Regions from separate parts of the Homo sapiens genome. Here region 2 is linked to region 1. Evidence: chromatin contacts called from ENCODE Hi-C or POLR2A ChIA-PET data. All regions are on one chromosome and are shown on one strand. The core of a region is the stretch at or near the end of the contact, and the rest is flanking DNA. Distances in the headings are between cores, read along the strand shown. Region 1 overlaps LOC101929710 (a long non-coding RNA gene). Region 2 overlaps ERAP1 (endoplasmic reticulum aminopeptidase 1).

Evidence for each region. A loop is a pair of places that touch in the nucleus more often than their neighbours do. ChIA-PET counts read pairs that join two places held with the same protein, here RNA polymerase II (POLR2A). Pooled maps may share reads with other maps.
Region 2: a loop to region 1 is called in a pooled map, with 2.5 times the contacts of the local background. The contact joins two enhancer-like sites. A Hi-C loop is called at or near these places in 2 of 50 pooled maps. POLR2A ChIA-PET finds 5 or more read pairs at or near these places in 2 of 52 experiments (GM12878 and activated CD4-positive, alpha-beta T cell).

The regions. Positions count from the first base shown.
Region 1 is chr5:96,612,903-96,616,333 of GRCh38, reverse strand. The region is part of intron 4 of LOC101929710 (a long non-coding RNA gene); the gene reads right to left. It also overlaps a transcript of CAST not described here. Among named protein-coding and RNA genes, the nearest start is that of CAST, 48 kb to the left of the region's middle. Within about 2 kb of position 2,158, at least 17 of the 41 ENCODE cell types and tissues checked have a DNase peak (open chromatin) inside an H3K27ac peak, as active enhancers do.
Region 2 is chr5:96,778,821-96,782,233 of GRCh38, reverse strand. ERAP1 (endoplasmic reticulum aminopeptidase 1) reads left to right here. Exons shown (of 19, transcript NM_001040458.3): 16 at 380-541; 17 at 1,036-1,176; 18 at 1,730-1,811. Among named protein-coding and RNA genes, the nearest start is that of ERAP1, 27 kb to the left of the region's middle. RefSeq lists an enhancer at 663-1,862. Within about 2 kb of position 1,314, at least 2 of the 41 ENCODE cell types and tissues checked have a DNase peak (open chromatin) inside an H3K27ac peak, as active enhancers do.

The DNA of each region.
Region 1 (3,431 bases), core at 909-3,408:
TTAGGACACTGCCCTACAGAGCATCACTTCCATGCTTAGATGAACATCTTCTAGAGCTATGGATGAAGATTTAACACTTGGAGCCTGAGATGTAAACTGTGATGGTTAATACTGAGTGTCAACTTGATTGGATTGAAGGATGCAAAGTATCGATCCTGGGTGTATCTGTGAGGGTGTTGCCAAAGAAGATTAACGTTTGAGTCAGTGGGCTCGGAAAGACAGACCCACCCTTAATCTGGGTGAACACGAACACCATCTAATCAGCTGCCGGCATGGCCAGAATATAAAACAGGCAGAAAAACGTGAAAAGACTAGACTGGCCTAGCCTCCTAGCCTACATCTTTCTCCTGTGCTGGATCCTTCCTGCCCTTGAACATTGGACTCCCAGTTCTTCAGTTTTGGGACTCAGACTGGCTTCCTTGCTCCTCAGCTTGCAGATGGCCGATTGTAGGACCTTGTGACCATGTGAGTTAATACTCCTTAATAAACTCTAATATATATTTACCCTATTAGTTCTGGTTGTCAAGAGAACCCTAATACCAGAACATTTACACTTGCCCTAGTATAAGTCACTGAGTCTCAGTGGCATGGACCTGTTCTCGGGACCCCTCTTTCCCAGCAAATGCTTGAAGCAAGAACCATTAAATAATAGGACGGCTGATAATCTCCTGATTCCCTACTCACTACCATACACCTCCACCTGACCCCTCTTAGGCTCCCTGGCCTCCTTCCCTGGGGCCTGGCGTGGTGGAGCAGGTTGAATTCTCCCTCAATGTGCGTCTCAGCCAAGGACAGCCCACAGAATCCTTGTCTGTTTCATTCTCCCTGTTGCCATTGGCACATTAGCAAAGCAATCTGATAGACTGGACTATGTGAACACACTCTGGGAGACAGCCCTGTGCAGCAGCACAGACAGTGCTGACTGAGTCAATGGGAGAGATGGTTATGGCAGAGTAAGGGGAGAGGAGGAAGTGAGACCTGCCTAGGGACTGCCAAATGCCATCCTGTACAGCTGCTCTTTGGCTTACGATGGGATAAACTTACTGGAAATAGAAAATATTGTAAGTCAAAAATGCACTTAATACACCAAAGCTGCTGAACATCATAGTTTAGCCTAGCTTACCTTAAATATGCTCCAACAATTACAATAGCCTGTGGTTGGGCAAATCATCTAACACAAAGCCTGTTTTATAATAAAGTGCTGAATATCTCATGTAATGTATTGAATATTGTACTGAAATTGAAAAACAGAATTGAATTGCTGTATGGGTACTCCAAGTACAGCTTCTACTGAATGCATATGATTTCTGCACCATCGTAAAGTTCAAAAATCTTAAGTTGAACTATTGAAATTTGGGGGCTGCCTATACTAGGCTAAAGCCTACTCACAGCTCACTCAAGGCAGCGCTGAGGGCCTCCCCAGTGCCCAAATTATTGCTTTTAAGTAACTAAAAGGCAAGAGAATATAATGAACTCATTAGCCTTCTTAGTGACAGGTGCCTCATTTTACCAAGCTTAGGGTGGGAGCAGTACAAGATGATGGATCCTTTTCATAATTCAACTATATATATATATTCAGTTTTTAAAAAGAAAAAAAGCACTGAGGAAGAGGGGTAATCTGGCACCCCTGGGGAGAGGCTGGGCCTAGGCTTTGGATGGAGGTGGGTCCCTGGCATTATTCTTGGATTTCCTCTGAATCTTTGGACTCTGTTTCAGGTTTATCTGCCTGAATAGCTTCCCGTTCCCCACAGTGAATGAATCATTTCCTCTTCTAATCCCCTGCCAAACATTTCAAATCATGTTTCCTTTTCTTGGTTAAGTACCTAAATTGAACTCACTGTGATGAAAAAGCAACCCATGGAAAACAGTTTTCATTCTCATTTATAAGCCTCCTGCCATAAGGTTTTTGGGAGAAGCTCGTGGGCATGTCCCGGCTGGATGCTTTTGCTGAAAATCCCTTGTCAACACTGAGGCGCTGTAGTAGGTAAGATTGCACACAGCATCAGGAGTGAAAGGCCCTGATTCTGATTCACTTCACCGCAATAACCTAACGAGTCAGGCATTTGCCAACAGCTAACACTCCATCCAGAGGGAAATGGAATCATTTGAGACAAAATGATGAGCTTCTGCTGCCATCTGGTGGAGTTCTCACCTTTAATCATGTTAATTAAAGGGTTCCTCACCAGAAAATGCTGTAGAGTTAGTGGTGGTTCTGGAAGGGGTTCCTTGGACCGGCAGCATTTGTATTACCTGGTCACTTACTGCTGATGATATATTGTTAGTTACTTTATACCTTAGATTCCTTCATTACAAAATAGACATAAAACATCTAACTCATAGGGCTGTGAGGATACCCAGCCTCACAATGCAGATAAATGAACAACAATTTAAAAAACAGTATAAGGCACCCAGTATTAAATCTAACAAAAGATGTGCAATTATTTTAAAAAGTATAAAATTTCATTGAAAGACATTTGGGAATACCTAAATATTTGCAGGCTCCACCCCAGACCTACAGGATTAAGATGTACATTGTAATAGAAGTCCCAGGTTATTTGTATAGAGAATAAAGTTTGAGGTACTTAACGTTTTCTCCAGGGAGATAGGTAGTTACTATTGTTGTTGTTGTTTTGTGCCTTTGAATACCCTTAAGTTGTTTCATTTAAAAATGCTTTAAAGACAATCATCAGAAGACAGAGTATGGATTGGAGGTTAAGAACACAGAATTTGGGGTCAGATAGAACTTGTTTTGCATCCCGTCCCCATCACTGACTACTGATAACATGGTGAGTTACTTAATCTTTCTGGACCTTAGTTTCCTTAGCTAGAAAATGAACGTGAAAATATCTAACTCATAGGGTTGTGAAGACTTAAACAGAAAATACAGATAGCACAAATAGTAGTATTACAAAATCTGAAGTACCTAGTATTAAATCTAACAAAGGATGTGCAAATATGAAAAAAGTATGAAATTTCATTGAAAGACCTTCGAGAATACTTAAATGAAAGGAGAGATGAAACCATGTTCAAGGATAAGAAGAAAACTGTCATTCATCTTCAAATCCATCTATTCTAATGCAATTCAAATTATAACCTCAACTGGATTTTTATTGCTGAACTTGACAAGCTTATTTCAAAATTTGAATGGAAGAAAACAGCTAGGAATAGAAAATTCTGAAAGAGAAGAAGATGGAGAGGGTCACTCTACCAGATATCAAGACTTATTATAAAACTATAGTAGTTCAGGCAGTGTGCTATTGGCACAGTGATGGATGACTTGCCAGTGGAACAGAATAGAGAGTTCAGAAAGAGACTCATACATATTTGGAAATTGGATACATGAAGCAGTGGCATTACAAATCAATAGAACATGCATGGGCTAACTGATAAACATTAATTGGTTACCCACAGAGAAAAATTACATGTACTGT
Region 2 (3,413 bases), core at 65-2,564, 170 kb before region 1:
ATCAAGACCATCCTGGCTAAGACGGTGAAACCCCGTCTCTACTAAAATACAAAAAATGAGCCGGGCATGGTGGCGGGCGCCTGTAGTCCCAGCTACTCGGGAGGCTGAGGTAGGAGAATGGCGTGAACCCGGGAGGGCGGAGCTTGCAGGAACCGATATCGAGCCACGGCACTCCAGCCTGGGTGACAGAGCAAGACTCCGTCCTAAAAAAAAAAAAAAAAAAAATTGTAACTGAAGGAAATCAGTAGTTTTTGTTTATATTTCCAGGCATGCTTCTCTGATCATGGGGAAAGTTCAGCAGTTCATAGTTAGTCACCATTATGCCTCTAAACATACTTACTGCACCTCAGATTCTCACCGAGTGTGTTCCTTTCTATAGCCTGCCTGTCGACGTGACCTTGGCAGTGTTTGCTGTGGGGGCCCAGAGCACAGAAGGCTGGGATTTTCTTTATAGTAAATATCAGTTTTCTTTGTCCAGTACTGAGAAAAGCCAAATTGAATTTGCCCTCTGCAGAACCCAAAATAAGGAAAAGCTTCAATGGTGAGTCCGTCATTCATTCATGTTCATGTGGCCAAGGGAAATTAGATTAGATTAGATCATTCTGGCATCTATTTTTGTTTTCTTGGCCAGGAATTGCCTATCCTGCTGGGAACATACTGCAAGTCAGCACACATCTAATGAGAAAGGCAAATAATTAGGGAGAACCAGGTGTTAGGAAAAATATTTAAAGGTGTATACATTTGTGCATCTTTAAAATGACAACATATTAAAAATATTTACTAGAGCTACTCTTCCTTAACTATTCTTTTGAGCAAATGAGAGGGTATATGAGAATGGGTGTTATGAACACTATATAAATGTTAGTTTTTATTATGTAGCTATAGTGGGTTTATCAGGATTGTGGTTACCCATTTATCTTTTTAACCTTTGTTACTGGCAGACTTTTTTTTCTTTTACAAGTAATTTTATTGCAGTGATTCATAACTGTTTCATCACCTATTCATTGCTAACATTTCTTTTCTTAATCCTTCTAGGCTACTAGATGAAAGCTTTAAGGGAGATAAAATAAAAACTCAGGAGTTTCCACAAATTCTTACACTCATTGGCAGGAACCCAGTAGGATACCCACTGGCCTGGCAATTTCTGAGGAAAAACTGGAACAAACTTGTACAAAAGTAAGTGGTGCCAAAAATTGTGCTGTGACTGGATAAGTTCATAACCTTACTGTGTTTTAGCCTTGCTGTTTGTAAAAGAACAGTAACAGTCTAAAGGTACTTTTTGATTGAAGATAGGCAGTAGAAATACCTAAAATATTTGTAGAAAACATAAAACTGGACTTCAGTGCTAACTAGTGAATCTGGACAGGGATGTTTTCCATTCCATCTGGCATAACCCCTTCCTGAGCCCATGGACATATCTGAAGCCTTCCTCCTCACAGTTCAGCCCAGGCCTTCCATGAACACATTTGCTTGTTCACATCTGTCTTTGTCTAACTCTTATAGCATTTCCTGCTTCTGTCATTTTCTGTTGGATACTTAACCTTTTATTAGGCTGTTGGTGTGTATTATTCTTTACAGCTAGATCTTAACCCATTGGATAGACATCATATTTTGTATTTTTCACACCGATCAGTTTTTAGCTGAAAGCTATTATATATAGGAGGCCCTTAAAATATATGTTAAATGAATAAGTATTTCACAACCCGTTTTTGAATATTTCCCTCTCTAGGTTTGAACTTGGCTCATCTTCCATAGCCCACATGGTAATGGGTACAACAAATCAATTCTCCACAAGAACACGGCTTGAAGAGGTAAAAAAAAAAAATCTATATATATATTTTTAAACATAAATGAAAATTAGCTAATTAATATGGGGTAGACAAAATACTTTGAGGGTGTGGTGAGTTAGAAATGGATTGTCATTTAGAAGTTATTTTTGGATGCTATGGTGTTGACAGCAGCATAAATCAGTTGCAATTAAACTAGTGAAAACTGTGCCTCTTCTCAGACACGTTAAGAGGTCTTAGCTCTGCCAGTAAAAACCTTAGGACTTGAAGAAAATTACTTGAGACAATTAGTCCTTGTTTAAGGATGTTAAAAGTGGGCACTGAGGTATAAATGACTGAAGTGGTCATCCAGCTGTTGCTAAAGAGGCAGGTCCGGAATCTAGGTTCTTTATAAACCATCCAAGTTCATGGTTCCCTGTCACTTATTATGTAACCATCTACCTTCAGAAAGAATTTCAGGCAGCTTTAAGATCCATGTATAAAAGAAATGTTAAAATGAAGGACAAAAAGATACATAATGGACAGGTGATAACCATGTGAGGGACTTATGGCTGAGGATAATTCTCGCAATTGTCCCCTGAATTTATCACAGACATTCCTGGAAGTCAAGGAAAAATGAGGAATCAGTATGAGTTATTCTCATTGTCTGGTAAAAGAGAACATGAAGCATACACATTTTCTACAAAAGCAGACTTTTCTTCAGTCCTAAACTCGAGGACTTTGATGTGTGGGCCATTGAGTTCTGTGGTGTCCCTTCTATAATAAGGTTTCCTATAGTAAAGTTGTGGAACAAATTTTACAAGGCTCTTAAACTGTGGTACATTTAGATAAAAGCTGAGAGGCTAATATTAATTTTTTTAGGAGTGGTTCCATTGTGTAGTCTGGTTACACTATTTTCTAGCTTGAGATGGGGAGAGAGCTTTGGAAATGAAAAAGAATGAAGGGTTGTTACAGTCTCGTAGCTTTTTTCCAGTTTTCAGTAGCCTCATCCAGGCTTGTAAAATTAACTTGCATATAATAATTCAAGCTTGAACTCCAGCGAGGTCTAGAGCAGAGATACTCTGTCTGATGACTGAAGAGATGTCCAAAGCCTTGACCAGAAAGGTAGTCATCTATAGACAAGATCTATAGCAACAAAGCATTTCATTCATTCACTTGTATTCTCATTAATTCATTCAAGACATATATGCCACACATGGTTTTAGGTTATGGGGCTGTAACAGTGAACAGACAGACAAAACCTTTGCTGTCACGGAGCTGAAATTTCTGCTGTGGGAATCAGACAATTACAGACAAATCAACCAATGTCAAGTAGTTACATGCTCTGAAGATGAATAAGGCAAGGAGAGTGATTGGGATAGAGGGTTGGTGCTGTTTTATAGGATGATTAGGAGACATTTGAGAAGATATCGAAGGAAATGCCAACATCTAGAGGAGTATTGTGTGCAGAGGAAATATCAGGTGCGAAGATCCTGAAGCAGGGCATGAAAAGTAAAGAGCCCGAGATGTTATCATAATGGAGAGCAAACTACGGACATATAAAATACGGGAGTCATCCTGAATCCTTTCTTCCCCAGACATCTAACTACGCAAGTCCTGCCGGTCTTCCCTCAGCACATGCACTGG